2 separate regions of the Homo sapiens genome follow, and region 2 is linked to region 1. A link is a loop called in an ENCODE intact Hi-C map of the cell type or tissue named here. Cell type or tissue: heart right ventricle. All regions are shown on one strand. Links, peaks and the distances in the headings refer to the core of each region. The heading gives the core; the rest is flanking DNA.

What was found. A loop is a pair of places that touch in the nucleus more often than their neighbours do. Peaks named below come from ENCODE experiments on the same cell type or tissue, not always from the same donor. Only the 100,000 strongest peaks of a DNase experiment are listed, where the experiment ranks them.
Region 2: it touches region 1 in a loop (10-fold over the local background); 28 of 110 quality-filtered maps call a loop at or near these places.

Annotation. Positions count from the first base shown.
Region 1 is chr13:113,216,159-113,224,486 of GRCh38, reverse strand. CUL4A (cullin 4A) reads right to left here. Exons shown (of 20, transcript NM_001008895.4): 3 at 5,439-5,542. Among named protein-coding and RNA genes, the nearest start is that of CUL4A, 11 kb to the right of the region's middle. RefSeq lists enhancers at 1,245-2,094, 3,515-4,078. In heart right ventricle, for the core only: a CTCF peak has its summit at 3,388 (motif pointing right); DNase peaks (open chromatin) are centred at 3,446, 4,096 and 7,646; H3K27ac peaks cover 4,740 bases.
Region 2 is chr13:113,030,288-113,038,615 of GRCh38, reverse strand. The region is part of intron 3 of MCF2L (MCF.2 cell line derived transforming sequence like); the gene reads right to left. Among named protein-coding and RNA genes, the nearest start is that of MCF2L, 65 kb to the right of the region's middle. RefSeq lists a silencer at 3,307-3,601 and an enhancer at 8,198-8,328. In heart right ventricle, for the core only: CTCF peaks have their summits at 3,272 and 3,472; a DNase peak (open chromatin) is centred at 3,504; H3K4me3 peaks cover 474 bases.

The DNA of each region.
Region 1 (8,328 bases), core at 133-8,132:
CTGCCTGGCATTCTGTGGCTGACCAGAGCTGCAATGCTGTCAAGGTGAACCAGGGGAAGGAAAATGTGAGTTTCATCTATAGTTATCTACAGGTTAGATTCTGAGGACAGTTGGCTTGACATTTTTTTTTTTTTGAGATGGAGTCTCGCTCTGTCACCCAGGCTGGAGTGCAGTGGTGCGATCTCGGCTCACTGCAAGATCTGCCTCCCGGGTTCATGCCATTCTCCTGCCTCAGCCTCCCGAGTAGCTGGGACTACAGGTGCCCGCCACCACGCCCGGCTAATTTTTTTGTATTTTCAGTAGAGACGGGGTTTCACCGTGTTAGCCAGGATGGTCTCGATCTCCTGACCTCATGATCCGCCCACCTTGGCCTCCCAAAGTACTGGGATTACAGGCGTGAGCCACCGCACTCTGCGGGCTTGACATTTTTGAAGAGCTCCTGTTGCCCACGTAGCTTGGCTGGGTGGCACGTGGTCCTGCAGCATGTGGTGTGGGTTCTGCAGCAGCTGCCTGTGGCTGAGCATGTGTATGAGTGCAAGGGTACAAATGGCCTTTATTTTGAGGAAGGGACGTCACCAAGAGCAGCTATCTATTTTGAAACGGACAGCTAAGTGCAGAATTTATCAAACATGTGAGACAAGAAAACGGATGTGGTAAACGAAGAAGATGGTAGTGAATGACTCAATTCCACAAAAGCCCTTTTTCTACCTGCACATCTGATGGGTTTCATCTATAATCTAATATCAGCATACAATCAAAATATAATCGGTACATAACATTACTTAAATCTGGCCGGGCATGGTGGCTCACGCCTGTAATCCCAACACTTTGGGAGGTCGAAGCAGGCAGATAATCCAAGATCGCAAATTCGAGACCAGCCTGACCAATGTGGAGAAACCCCGTTTCTACTAAAAATACAAAATTAGCCAGGCGTGGTGGCGCATTCCTGTAATCCCAGCTACTCGGGAGGCTGAGACAAGAGAATCGCTTGAACCCAGGAGTGGAGGTTGTTGCGGTGAGCCAAGATTGCGCCATTGCACACTAGCCTGGGCAATTAAGAGCGAAACTCCGTCTCAAAACAACAACAACAACAACAAATTACTTAAATCTTAGAAAGTAGAGTTACTTGAAGTACTGGAATATCCCAGAGGCAAAAGAAATCTGAATATGCAGACCTTGGAATACTCCCTGCCACACAGTATCTCAGCATCTGCCATCACATTAACATTTCCCCAGGTGAGACTGGGCTGGGTCAGAACTCTCTTCCAGCAAAAACAAGCTTTTTGAGAGCAGGACCCGTGCCATTCATGCCTGTCCCTGGTCCCCAACGCACAGTGCTGAGTTGGACAGAAACACCCCATGTTTACTAGGTTAACGTACGAATGTAGCCTAAAAGCCTTCATCACAGTAACCAGCCACTTCCTGGTCTCATCATCCCCTCAGACTCTACTTACTGGTCACTAAGCCGCCTGCCATATTAAACTCGCCCCTCGATTCCCACAAGATGACTCTCCAGGTTCTCCTCTCATCTTCCTGACAGCAGCCCTCATCCACCTCCTCTCATGGCTCTGCTCATTTTCTTTTTAGAGATGGGGGTCTTGCTCTGCTGCTCAGGCTGGAGTGCAGTGGCGCAATCTCAGCTCACTGCAGCCTCGGCCTCCTGGGCTCGTGCAATCCTCCCACCTCAGCCTCCAGAGTAGCTGGGACCACAGGTGTGAACCACACACCCGGCTAATTGTCGTCTAGGCTGCTCTTGAACTCTTGGGCTCAACTGGCCCTCCCAACTTGGCCTCCCAAAATGCAGTGCTAAGGTTAGAGGCGTGAGCCACTGTGTCTGGCCACTCTGCTCATTTTTCCTGGGCATCTCATCCATGTCTGGAGCCACTGGATCTGTGTCTCCAGCCCCAAATGCACAACAGGCATCTCTACCTGAGTGCCTCCTCACCTCCTTCCAAATCAACATGACCACGACAGACCCTCCCCGCCTCAATCCGTGTCTCCTCCTTCCAAATCAACGTGACCACGACAGACCCTCCCCGCCTCAATCCGTGTCTGGTTCATCCTTCCACAGCAGTCAGATCCTTTCCCTCTAACCATAAGAGGTTTGCTGGCAGGATGCTGCCATTCCACCCTGTGGTTTTGCTGCCCAGTCAAACCATTGTGGTGTGACCCCTCACACCACAGTGCACACACACAGGCACACTAACTTCTTACCAACATAACCCAGCCATGCTGTGCCTGAACACCTTGGCTCAATCTCCACCTTCAGATAAACCTCAACCTCTTGGTTCAACAAAGGCTCCTCCACAATTCAGCATCCACCTTCCTCTCATTTTCCCCTTTAGGGATCCTGTCAGTGGTCAACTCTCCCACACCCAGCAGCATACCTGGCTCTTCTGCCCAGTAAGCTTCCTCAGCGCCAGGGCTGCCCACGCTGCTCCCTGGCCTGTGCCACCTTGGCATCCCACAGCGCCTGCCACTTCCTCATCCATCCTTTAGGACATGGCCCAGACATCGCTTCGCCCCTGCAATGCTCCCCTACACAGGTGGGCTAGCTGCTCTTTCTTTAGGTCCCAGGAGCTTATCTGAACCTTTGAAAACCCTTATCACAGGCCAGACGCGGTGGCTCACGCCTGTAATCCCAGCACTTTGGGAGGCTGAGGCAGGTGGATCACGAGGTCAGGAGTTCGAGACCAGCCTGGCCAATGTGGTGAAACCCCGTCTCTACTAAAAATACAAAAATTAGCCGAGCATGGTGGTGGGCGCCTGTAATCCCAGCTACTGGAAAGGCCGAGGCAGGAGAATGGCTTGAACCCAGGAGGGAGAGGTGCAGTGAGCCGAGATCGTGCCACTGCACTCTAGCCTGGGTGACAGAGCAAGACTCCATCTCACAAAAATAAATAAATAAATAACACAAAAAAACAAAACAAAAAAAACCCTTATCACAGCACTGCATAAATGCTTATCCTGATGCTTTTGCCACCGCCATTCGGGTTTAAGCTCCAAAGGGACAGAATCCCATTCTGCTCAGATTTATTTTCCCAGGGCCTGGCATCATACCTAGCACATGACAGATACTTAAAAACATGTGCCGACCCAATGGAAGGCTGTGGTGTGCTGGTCTATATGTAAACTTATCCCATCATTCTGCCAGAGTGACCTCCATGAACAATCTAATTCTGGTTTCTTGCTTAAAAAACCTGTGAGGACTCTGGGATACTCACAGACTGAAGTCTGACTCCTTGGTAGTATCCACAAAGATTCAAATTCAGTCTGCAACTTAGCATCACAGCCTAAGGGCCACCAGGTCTCTGGAGTTCTAGTTGTGCCCGCTGCTCGGGGTTTCCAGAGCACCCTCCACGCTCTGCTTCTGGTGCCACAGCCACAGGAGGGCGCATCCTCCCCATCCCTTCAGGAGGGTCTCCTCTGGGAGGCTCTGCCCCAGATGCTTCACATGCCACCATTCCTGGCCTGACGCGCAGTTCTCAACTCAAGATCTTGTCTCATGACTAATAAGGGCATTTAATACGGTAGTGTTTTTTTCTTTTGCCTTTAATGAACCAAATGATAATTTTTGTAATCACAGTTTTGCCACTGCACCAGGGAAATACAGTAATTCCCCTGCCTCTCCCATAAGCCTGCGACTTCTTGGAGGGTAGAAATCAGGCATGGGGGTCACTTTCCATTTTGCGGTGCCAGTGCAGTAGGTAGAAAGCAAGTGCTTGTGCAGTGAGTGAACTGATGGCACATTAGTCAACCCACAGAGTAGGAGTAACTGGCAAAAGATTCATTTGATCAGGTAATCAGATAGTCGTTTTCAAGTAAATTGGGACAGCAACTAGAGTAGGAACAATCACCGCCTACTGACTCTCATAAACGCCTAAGTCTTTGGGAGAAGGCTTGGGCATCTGCTAAAGACTTCCCCCAAGCCTAGGAGTCAGGCCGCTTTTTGGATGGAAACATCTGGAACGTAGGTTCCTGGAAGCGCATTGCTGAGCCGTGGCACTGGGGCGGGGCCTGCTTCTGTGCGCCCTCACAGGCGCCTCCTGAGATAAGGTGCACTTTGGCCAGGTTCCAAAAGGTGGTGTGCGGTCACTGATCTCTTGAACGACCTCATGATCTTTAGGAAAGGGCTTTGCTGGAAAACACTGCAGAGGCGTATTTACAGAAGCCAGCACAACAGAGCTGGAACCGACTTCACTCACATCTGTGCGGGGTGCTGTGGAGATTGTCTAAACAGAGACCTCTCACCCTGCATTTCAGCTTCCCTGTCACGTGCTTCAACTTCAGCAGCACCAACTGCTGCAGATTCCCTGAGGACCCTTCCAATGAACTCAGAATGGTTTAGTTTCCCAAGATCAGGGAGATGGGGGAGCAGAAGTTTCCTTGAACTAGAAGAACACTTAGAAATAAGCAAACACAAACCACCTAATTTTACACATGAAGAAACGGAGGCCTAGAAAAGTACAGCCACAAGTAGATTTTCTGCAATTATAAACTCTACTTTCTAATTCCTACCCAATGAGACACATGGACAGCTACAGTACTGGGAGGAGGCTGGGGAATGAGATTGAGTCCAGATTAAAGGATTTTCTATAGGATGCCAAGGAGCCCAGAGACTCCCCTGTAGACGTCTGAGTCACAGCTGGTGTGGCAGCAGAATTCTGAGATGCTCCTGCCCTGTCCCCACGTGGAGGATGCCTCACACGCAACTGTGAACGAGGCTGTGAATACGAAGGTCATCATTCCTTGACTGGGTTACGGGTTACATCATATAAGGCCCTATCTCAGCAGGTCAGACAGGCAGATTCTCCTGCTGGTCTAGAAGCAGAAAAGAGTCGTGCTGTGAGAGGAGAGGCAAGGACCTGTGCATGTGGAGCTGAGAGTGACACCAAGCAACACGGGACAGAAGGCAGGGCCCTCAGTCCCACTACCACAGGAACTGGCTTCCGCCAACTGCCTGCCCGTGCTAGCAAAGACCTCAGGTGAGGCCCCAACCTGGCTGACACCTTGACTCTGCCCGTGAGACTGAGCATAGAATCCACTGAATCCTGCCTGGCCTCCTGACAGACACAACTGTGCGCTGATAAGTGGGTGTCTCCATAAGTCGCCAAGTCGATGGGACTTTGTTGCCTATCACAGAAAGCCAATGCAGATGGTGTTTATTAGAATAAAGGATACTCAAACTTGAAGACATTTTTCAGAACATTTCCTAAATACTTCAACCATACCCAATAAATGAACACGGTTTCCCTTTAATTCAAATCAGCAAAATAATTTAAATGGTAAATTTCGCTTACAAACCTATCAAATAAAAGAGAACTTTAAAAGCTGTTGTTTTAATATTAAGGATACTCATTAGCTCTTTATCATAATAATGTTCAGTTTTAAAAGACTTAGATAATGAATAGAAACTTTATGAACCAAAAAAAGGATATTCTCTAAACGGAAGGATCTGTGCCTGGACGTGGTCTTCACAGGCCTGACGCAGTTGCTTGTAGAGCATTGGGGAGACTTTGTGAGAACAGAGATTTTCCACAGCCTGCAAACAAAAGGGCTACATCAATTCTTCAGTATGAACAACAGATTGGTTCATAAAAAAACCCTATTGTTAACATAGCTGTAATCATAAGAAAAAGGCACCCCACACCCTACCCCAGTACTTCAGGAATCTACAAATAAATTACTTATTATGGCTAAGTTTAGGGCACTTCTCGTTGGAACACTGCAGTCCAGTCATAGTTGGCATGGGGGTAGAGGTAACAACAGTTAATGTGGGCACATTGCACCTGCTGGACCTCGGGTCCCAGGCAGCTGGCCTGCACCACTCCTGAGCATCTATGGTGCCCAGTCACTTGGGACTTCTCAACAGGTTTGATCCTCACAGGCCTGTTTCCGGGTGCTCCGATTCCTCAGTCTGAGATGGGGGTCACTGGAGTGTGTTTGTGTTTAAGTTCACCTTGATGATTACAAAGTGAAATCAGGGCTAGAGAACCAAGAAAATCTTTTCCCTCAGTGACCACCTTCCCATCAGGAAGGAGAACAACAGGCTGGGCCTTCCCCTCACACTCCCCAGGGCAGTGATTCAATCCAAACTGAGCTTTTTCTGGGTGACACAGGCCAGACTGTATTGTTTCCTATTTATTTTTCTGCAGGCTAGATGTGTAATTCACTTCAGTTTGTTTAATTAATAAACTTTCTTTTTTATTCTGTGAACACCCCTAATACAAGAAGAAATCTTTTTTTTTTGAGTTGGAGTCTTGCTCTGTCACCCAGGCTGGAGTGCAAAGGCAGGATCTTGGCTCACTGCAACCTCCACCTCCCGGGTTCAAGCGATTCTCCTGCCTCAGCCTCCCGAGTAGCTGGGATTATAGGCACCTGCCACCACGCACAGGTTAATTTTTGTATTTTCAGTAGAGGAGGGGTTTCGCCATGTTGGCCAGGCCGGTCTCAAACGCCTGACCTCAGGTGATTTGTCCGCCTCGGCCTCCCACAGTGCTGGGATTACAGGCATGAGCCACCGTGCCCAGCTGACACCATTTTTTGAAGCAGAAAATTTTTTCTCACAATATTTTTACTCACCTCAAAGAAACAATGCTTGTACATTCTTACCAGTTCTAATAAAATTTCCTTTCCAATCTTAGGTACAAAAACTTAAACTCATTCAATTCCAATATGAAATATTATAAACAGAAATATGGTTTTTCTAACAAGTTTTGAACCAATGTGGGGTTCGAAAAATGTGGGGATATACAGAATAAAAACACTTTAGATAAATAATCTGAATTTAATTAGGATACAATATACCCCTAGGAAAAAAGGTAAATTAAAGTTATAAAGCTATTCATTTTACTAATACTTACACAAGTATTAATAATTCCAATACTAAATATCGGAGAGCTGCTACATATTAACCAAAGTTAAATACATACAGTGATTACTACCATATAAAATACATGCATATTTACAAAGATCAAAAGAGGATGTGGAATAATTATAATCCTGTTTTTAATTATAATCCTGTTTTCTAGCAAGCTTATTATCAGCATAATAACAAAGAAATACAAACTTTCCCCCTACATTTTGTCTTACTATAGAAACGGAATTCCTACCCACATTCTGTATTTACTTTAACTCCTTTCTCAAACTCTTCAATTCCATCCCTTTGAATTCCATATCTTCATAATTTGGTCAAAGATCTGCCATCCTTTTGTCTCCTCAAACAACCAAGAGAACTTTACGACAAAGGTTTTGCTCCAGTAGTTAAACATTAGTGAATCCCACAAACATAATTATTACAAAGTAAGTTTTTTATATAACACATGAAGAAAATGTATTTTCTTCAGCAAAAATCAACAGTAACTTAGGACCATTTTCTGGATGTTTTAATTCCTAGACCAAGAACCAATATCCTTAAAACCATCTTTTCCTGGTTGTGGCAAATGACTAAATATTTTATAACCCACTCTGCCTCCTATGTGTCCTATTTGGTGCACATTTACTATTCATATGAGTCATACTGCAATTTACTTTGTTTTTAAAATTAAGAATTTAAGAACCTCTCAAAACAAGTGGCAAGCCCTGGGTAACCCAGGTTTGCTGTAGGTGCTGAGTCAGGACTCCCGGCTTCATATTACAGGCACTCATCACTGGAAAGGCGACAGCCTTTGTTTCTCCCCGCCCTGCCAACTCCTTGCTGGCAGGAACATACTGGAAGACTTTTTTGTGCTGTTATAGAAGCAGCACAACACAGGAGTTGCCCCTCCCCCAAATGGATTTTTGACACTCAATCATACTTTGAGATTTAGAAATACCCTCTCTGGATGCATAAAGCAACTAATCAGATGGTACTGTGTGCTTCATGTTGGTGCACTCAGGCCATTAGCATTTTAAAGATTCACCCCAGAGAAAAGGAATGTAATCCAATGATCGGAGGTAGAGAAGTATCATTTGCATTCTACTCCTATTAGTATCAAGATGCTTTCCTTGTATCAACAGCCAAGTGAGGAAATTTGGTGTATATCTACAGCCAGCACTGTCTCTTCTCACATCACAGCTACTTCCTAACTAGCAGGTTCATCAAATGATTGTCTGTATTAGCTCAACAGACACGTGTGTGAATGTCAAATACACGTCTATTTATAGTGTCAAAGCATTGCCTGGAGTGAACTCACTGCTACTTAAACAAAATGCTCACTGCGGATAAGGGCAATCCCTGCTCTCAGATGTGGAAGACAGAACAAGGAAGGCCATGGAGCTGTGGGACATGACCTCCATAGTCACACAGAGACCTCCACAGCCACATGGGACGTGACCTCCATAGTCACA
Region 2 (8,328 bases), core at 309-8,308, 190 kb after region 1:
TGGAATTTTATTTGGGAACTGCATTCGATCTATATGTTTATTTAGAGAGAATTAACATTGTTATAATACTAATTGTCTTCTAATCTGTGAACTAAAATATTCTTCCATTTATTCATGCTACTTTAATTTCTTTCTTTTTTTTTTTTTTTTTGAGATGGAGGCTCGCTCTGTCACCCAGGCTGGAGTGCAGTGGCGCGATATCAGCTCACTGCAAGCTCCGCCTTCCGGGTTCAGGCCATTCTCCTGCCTCAGCCTCCCGAGTAGCTGGGACTACAGGTGCCCACCACCACACCCTGCTAATTTTTTGTATTTTTAGTAGAGACAGGGTTTCACCATGTTAGCCAGGATGATCTCGATCTCCTGACCTCGTGATCCACCCACCTCGGCCTCCCAAAGTGCTGGGATTATAGGCATGAGCCACTGTGCCTGGCCCCTTTAATTTCTTTCAATAACATTTTGCAGTTTTCTGCTTAGAAGTCTTGCACGTCTTTTATTAGATATGATTTTATTCCTATGTACTCAATTTTGATGTGATTATAAGTGATATCTATAAATTTCATTTTCCAATTGTACATCATTGATATATATAAAAATACTAAAATACAATTAAGTTTAGTATATTGACCCCTGCCCATTGATCTTGCTAAATTACTTACTCAGCTTAAGAGTCTGACTGTTACTTAATTTGGATTTTCTTCATACACAACCACATTGTCTACAAATAATGAATGATACCTGTGTTTCTTACTGTTTCAATCCTTAAGACTTTTCTTTTCTTGTCTTGTTGTCTGCCTGGTACCTCCAAGCACAATCCTGAATAGAAATGAGAACAGTGTTCCTGACCTCAGCGGCAAAGCGTTCAATACCTCACCATGAAATGCAGAAAGTGGGGCTCACCTCTGTAAAATTCCAGAACCTGGCTCCCCAAGTCCTGGCTGCCTCTGCAGCCTCTCAATCCCTCAAACATATTTTTAAACAAAATTTTACCCAGGTTTTACAGTTGCTCTTTGTGGAAATATCAGTTGGCTACAAGATACTCTATTAGAGCCAGAATGGAAGTAGGTAGTGGGTTTTGAACCTGTTTCCATCTAACAGAAACATTTACATGAATGATGACAAATGTAACCCAGGTCGAAAGGGGTATCCTGGCTCTGAACCAGTTTAGTCTGACCTGAGTCTCCGACCCCATGCTCTGCAGATGTTCAACCAACTCTCCAAGGTCCCTACAAATGGTGCCGCTGGGCAGGGGTGGTTTCATCTTTGGTTACAATTCCCTGCTTCCCCAGAACTTGTGTTCTTCACTCTGTCTAGCTCAACTCTGCCCTGGCCTGCCCTCCACCTTCTACTCCTAGGGGCTCAGCAAGGTGCTTTCTATCGTGGTCGTTATCATCATCCTAACAGCACACAGAGCTTAGGACGCAAGCCAAGGGTTCAGCCAGCTTGTGGGGCTCCACTGTGCACAGATGCCAAGAACACGGCAGGCTGTTAGTCGAGAGGAATTCTTCTAGGATGACACGCTTGCACCTCCCCCAGCCCCTCTCTGCACTGAGATGGACAGGAGGGCCGCTGGACCGCACGGCACTAAGTTCAAGTCTGGGGGTTCCAAACACCAGTGTGCAGACCAGTGCCAGATGGATGCAAGAGAAACATCCGGGAGCTTGCTACAACGCAGGTCTTCTCGGGCCACTCCTGGATATTCTGATGTGATGATTTGAGAGTGAGGCCTAGGAATTCATGGTTGTTAAAAGTTCCACTTGGTATCTGAACCCCATGGACTGGATAGGAATAACACAAATAGAGGCTTGGAGTCCTCTGAGAGTCAGGGTCTGGTGGAGGAGTTGGGGGGCCACCCACTGGCAGCAGCCAGGAGGCAGGAGGAACACAAGGGGAGCATGATATCGCAGACACCTGAAGAAAGGCGCGAGCTCAGAGGGCTCCTGGGTGAGAGGACAGGGTCGCCTGCGACACACGCACTCCTGGGGATGCGGGGCCGGGACAGCGCGTCCTTCTGTGGGTGGCTGCTGCCACTCACCCACCCCGCACTTGCCCCCACCACTGCCGTTGCCCTCCATGGAATCAGCCCCACCTGATGCCCTGGCCTGCTTTATTCTCCTGCTCTCTGTGCCCAGTTGCCTGTGGGCAGCTGGCATCTCACGCAAAGCTCGTAGGAAAAGCCCCCCAGAGCACAGAGACACAGGCAGCCTTGGTTGCCCAAGCACATCTGTGATCCCTAAAACCCAACACATTCATAAAGAAATAGCGAAAGAAAAGTGTTACTTAAAATTGTCTTAGAACTCTGGCTGTGGAAAGCAAACCAGCCTCAGTTAACTTATGTATAAAAGGAAGGAAGACCTATGACACAATTAAAAGAGAATGGTGGCGTCATTCTCATTTCCAAAGACTCCTCTGTGAGCTTCTGCAACACTGGCCAACTGCGAACTCAGAATCAGGCTGCGGTCTGTGGGACTGAGGTGCCTCTGGGCATGGAGAATGGGTCCTTGGAATTATAGACACGAGTGTTGTCTATAATAACAAAATCCACTAATGTGACTGCAGCAGTGTTGTTTGTGATGCAAAATCCTGACCTGCAGCCATCCTCCACCTGCTGAGGCCAAACATCCCTCAGGCCCCTGCTGTACCACGGAGATGATACTCTACCTGCTGAGGTCAAACATCCCTTAGGCCCCTGCTGTACCAGAGAGGAAGGCCCCATCGCCTGTCACACAGACTCACTACCAAAGGGGCCTCTGCCATTTTAAACGTGCAGAAACTGAGGAACGCAGAAGTGAATGACATATCCAGGGTCAAACAGCTAACAAGTGGGGCGCTGGGGTCTGAGCCCAGAGCCTACCTGGTAAACACTGGGGTCTCTGATCGCTCACACCACAGTAAGACCTTAAAATCTCCATCCTCCAAGGAGCTTCGCGGGGAGGGCAGATAACACAGGAGCTCCCTGCAGGACCTGTGCCCACCCGAATCCATGGAGGCGGCCGGCCACGAAGCTGTCCTGGGGGACACGGGAACCGCATCCTCATGGAAGAAAAAGGCAGCAGGCGAAGGAGCCAGGGAGGGGGCCAGAGGAGGGGAGACAGGACCCCTGAGGGATCAGACACCCAGAGCTGCACATCGCAGAGGGGGTTTGAGGCGGAAAACGGCAAAACAGACTGCAGAGCCGGGTGAGGTCAGAGGACCTGGTTTCCCGCCAAGGAAGTCTCTGTGGCTGCAGGAAATAATTCTGTGGCTTGTAAATATTAAAAACCTCACTGTCAGGACGTCTTACCTGAGTAGGGTCATTTATTAGGGTTTACAGACAGGCCTTAGAGTAAAATATGCACGATTCATAAGTGCACTACATGGTAGTTACAGCAGGACACAAAAATTAAACGTGAAGCAATGAGAGCGTCAGAGTCACCCAGAGAAGCCGCCCCAGTTTCAACATTTTTCCAAAAGCTGCGGTTGCCCAGCTGCACCCTCGTGTGGTTGGAAGTGAATATCACAAGTGTTCCCGTCGGGAATGGTGAGGTCTGCACGGGGGTGCTGAACGTGGACAGGAACCCTTCCTCCCGAGGGGCTTCACGGGGGCCATGCTCTTCCTCCTTTTCCCGCCCTCCGGTGTGGGCGCCATAGGTCCCTTGCTATCAGGGCGCTCACCCTGATGCCACCGCCCGGGACTGCGGGCCTGCCTTGCCTCGGGCAGACCTTCCTCACCTCGGGCAGACCTTCCTCACCTCGGGCAGACCTTCCTCACCTCCGATCTGTGGCTCTTTGGCCACAGCAGCCCCTAACCTCCGGGGACTGTCACTCCCCAAGGAAGGTCGGTTCTGAGCTGTGTCTGGACCCTGAGCACAGACACTGCAACCCCGGGCCTTGTCTTTCTGCTCATGCCGGTGAGACCAGGGCAAGGGCAAGGGCGCGGGTGAGACCAGGGTGAGGGTGAGACCAGGGTGAGGGTGAGACCAGGGCAAGGGCGAGGGCGTGGGTGAGACCAGGGCGAGGGTGAGACCAGGGTGAGGGCGAGGGTGAGACCAGGGCGAGGGAGAAGGTGAGGGCGAGGGTGAGACCAGGGCGAGGGTGAGGGTGAGGGTGAGGGCACTCACTCCTCCAGGACGGAGCCAGCATAACCATCGTGCAGCCCAATAAGCAGCCATTGGTCATGTGTGAATGAAAATGAGGCTGCCTGGCCGGGCATGGTGGCTCACGCCAGTAATCCCAGCACTTTGGGAAGCTGAGGCAGGTGGATCATTTGAGCCCAGGAGTTCAAGACCAACCTGGGCAACATGGTGAAACCCCATCTCTACAAAAAATACAAAAATTAGCCGGGCGTGGTGGCATGCGCCTGTCATCCCAGCTACTCGGGAGGCTGAGGTGGGAGGATCACCTGAGCTGGGAAGGTTGAGGCTGCAGTGAGCCAAGATCGTGCCACCGCACTCCAGCCTGGGCGACAGAGCCAGACGCATCTCCAAAAAAAAAAAAAAAAAAAGAGGCAGCCCTGCCTGCCATGGGCTGGATTTTTAATTTTATTTTGCTTTCATTTTACATTTAAATGGCCACAGGTGGTCAGTAGCTGTTGAATTCAACAGCAGTAACAGAAAAGGACCTGGGGAACACGTTTTGGGAAGGTGCGGGGAGAGGACCTCGGGGGGAGGTGGTCACCGCGGTGCGTGCAGAACCCGGAGGAAGGAATGGCAGGGCCTCCGCGACTTGTCCCCAGTGCTCAGAAGCAGCAGACTCCATGAACAAAATGCTGATGTGGAGACGGGAAACACACCTGAGAGGTGGCTTCCCACCCAGCACAGCGCACAGACACCTGGGCCGCGTGATGTCTCCTGGTTCCTCCTAACGAGGCTGGCTGTGGGTGGCAGAGCTTCCACTCAGGGCTTCAGACCATGGAGGGCGACCGGGGCCAGCACAGCCTCAGGCCAGCCAGAGATGGCAGACAAGGGTAGCCCTGAAACTGCCAACTCCGTTGGGGTGGGGGGGGGAAATCACCCAGCTGGAGCATTTGAGAACTGCCAGAAACAGGGCACAATCTCACAGACAGAACACCATGGCGGGGCGACCCTTTACAGCAGTGACCCCAACAGGGAAACAGTGGGGACCACGAAATGCCCGCGAACAGGCCCAAGTGAGCACACGGGGTCACTCACGCCACGGGGGCCACTCACATCACGGGGGCCACTCACATCATGGGGGCCACTCACGCCACGGGGTCCACTCACATCACGGGGGCCACTCACGTCACGGGGGCCACTCACGCCACGGGGTCCACTAATGTCACGGGGGCCACTCACGCCACAGGGGCCACTCACGCCACGGGGTCCACTAATGTCACAGGGGCCACTCACGCCACGGGGTCCACTAATGTCACGGGGGCCACTCACGTCACGGGGGCCACTCATGTCACGGGGGCCACTCACGTCACGGGGTCCACTCACGTCATGGGGGCCACTCACGCCACGGGGTCCACTAATGTCACGGGGGCCACTCACATCACGGGGGCCACTCACGTCATGGCAGCCACTCATGCCACGGGGTCCACTAATGTCACAGGGGCCACTCACGTCATGGGGGCCACTCACGCCACGGGGTCCACTAATGTCACGGGGGCCACTCACATCACGGGGGCCACTCACATCACAGGGTCCACTCACATCACGGGGTCCACTCACGTCACGGGGGCCAGCCCAAGTGAGCACACCAGGTCCGCTTACATCACAGGGGCCAGGAAGCCTTTAAAAGGAAGGCACAGGCGGGCACGATGGCTCACATCTGTAATCCCAGCACTTTGGAGGCCAAGGTGGGTGGATCACTCGAACCCAAGAATTCTAGATCAGCCTGGGTAACATGGTGAGACTCCATTTCTACAGAAAATACCCAAATTAGCCGGGTGTGGTGGCTCATGCCTGCAGTCCCAGCTACTCAGGAGACTGAGGCAGGAGGATCACCTTGGGCCCAGGAGGTTGAGGTGGCAGTGAGCTGAGATCCTGCCACTGCACTCCAGTCTGGGTGACAGAGCAAGACCCTGTCTCAAAACATGAAAAAAAAATATATAAAATGAAAGGCAGCAGCAAATGGCGCCAAGGTAGAAGGGCGCCACGACACACCGCTGAACAGAAGCAGCAAGCTGCGAGGCGGCATGTCCTGTGCTGTCCCACCACACGTGGATGAACAGCCTGGGTGTCACCCCAGTGCAGCTCCACAGTTAGCTGTGGGGGAGGGAAGCAGGAGGTGAAGTGGAAGCTTCACTTTTTAATGCACACGTATTAAATTGTTTAGCACGCTCACACACGCTCACAGACACTTCCTGTCCTTATATTCAAAAGCCAATTCAAAGTTCAATAGGAAATCAAACCCACAGCGAGAAGTGGGGCTCTTCCAAGGGCTGGGGTCCAGCTGCCCTCCAGCTCAGACAGCAGGACAGGGTGCTCAGGTCACCGCAGGGGGACGACAAACCGAGTTGGCTCCAGGTGCTTATCTTAGAATCAGTGAGATAGGAGGACTCTCCTCTTGACTGGAAGCCTAATGATTACATTCGTGTTTCTGTTGCGTCCCACATGCACCCTCCCCATACACCACACAAACTGTGCATGCATGTGGTGTGTACATGTGCAGGTCTGTGGGGGGGTATGCATGCACTTGCATGTGTGTGTGTGCGCACGTGTGTGGTTATACACATGCACATCTGTGTATGTAAGTGCATGAGTGCCTGCGTGTCTGCGTGCATCTGTGTGTGTGTGTGTGTGTGTGTGGCATGTGCAAGCCTGTGTAGGTGCGTGTGTGCATCTGTATGTGTACATGCCTCTTATGGGCTGAATGTGACCCCTGTCCCGGCAAGCTGGCTGGTAGATGGAGTCCCTACCTCCCAAGGAGCTGGGAGCTTTGAGCCAGGCCCATGGAAAGTAAGCGTCATCATCAGCTTCAGTGAATTCCTTCCACACTGCTCCTCCAGCAAGCTCCAGGCTTCCCACCTCGTCCCTTCTCTGAGGGCCGCCGCCCTCCTCCCCATCTCCCAGCTCCTCCCTCCACCCCGCATTCTCCCTCCACCCTGCATTCTGGCAGCTCATGAACTCTTTGGCACCCACTTCACAGAAAACACAGCTCCTCAGAAAAGGCTCCACAGACCCTGTCTCACCTCCCAGACTCTGTCCCTACAGCCCCCGACTCCCCGGCACTCTGTCCTGCCCCCTGGTGCGTTCGCTGCCCCCAAAGATGCCGCTGGCGCCCTCCTGGGATCTCTGTGACGAATGCTTCCCAGTTTACATTAAGTTCCTTGTCTGCAGTGATGCTGCCACCCCTGCCCTCTGCCTCCCTCGTGCTCTCTTTATCTCTGTGTCTCCGTGTCTCTGTCTGTCTGTCTCTATCTCTGTCACTCTCTGTCTCTTCTCTCTGTCTCTCTCTGTCTCTGTCTCTGTCTGTCTCTGTCTCTCTGTCTCTGTCTGTCACTCTCTGTCTCTTCTCTCTGTCTCTCTCTGTCTCTGTCTGTCTCTCTGTCACTCTCTGTCTCTGTCTCTCTCTGTCTCTGTCTCTGTCTGTATCTGTCTGTCTCTGTCTCTCTGTCTGTATCTGTCTGTCTCTGTCTCTCTGTCTCTCTTTCTTTCTCACATTGTTTTCCCACAGCCCTGCTGCCCTGTACGCCCTCCATAGCTGACATATTGTCTCAGCGCCACAATTTTCTCTGTTTATTTGCTGTTGTGTTCCCAGTGTGTGCTGACCACTGAGACTTCTCAGCAAGCAGTGCCTGGACACACAGGTCTGACCGTCTACCTGTGCATCTCCTCCCCGGCCATGTGGTTCTAAGGGGGCCATACAGGGTCTGGAATCTGCTTGTCGCTGGTCTCTATCGCCTCTCTGAGACCTTGGCTCCTATCAAGGCCTGGCCGATGTTGGTTAAATGGAGCTCCATTAGGAGTAGGAAGGGCTATAGGGTTTTCAGAGATCCGAACCTGCCCTCTGACGAACGAGGGCCCACACCTGTGTCGGCAGACACCCGAGGGCCCACACCTGCATCAGCGGACACCTGAGAGTCCACACCTGCGTCGGCGGACACCCGAGGGCCCACATCTGCGTCGGTGGACACCCGAGGGCCCACACCTGCATCAGCGGACACCTGAGAGTCCACACCGGGCGTCGGCGGACACCCGAGGGCCCACACCTGCGTCAGCGGACACCTGAGAGTCCACACCGGGCGTCGGCGGACACCCGAGGGCCCACATCTGCGTCGGCGGACACCCGAGGGCCCACACCTGCGTCAGCGGACACCTGAGAGTCCACACCGGGCGTCGGCAGACACCTGAGGGTCCACACCGGGCGTCGGCGGACACCCGAGGG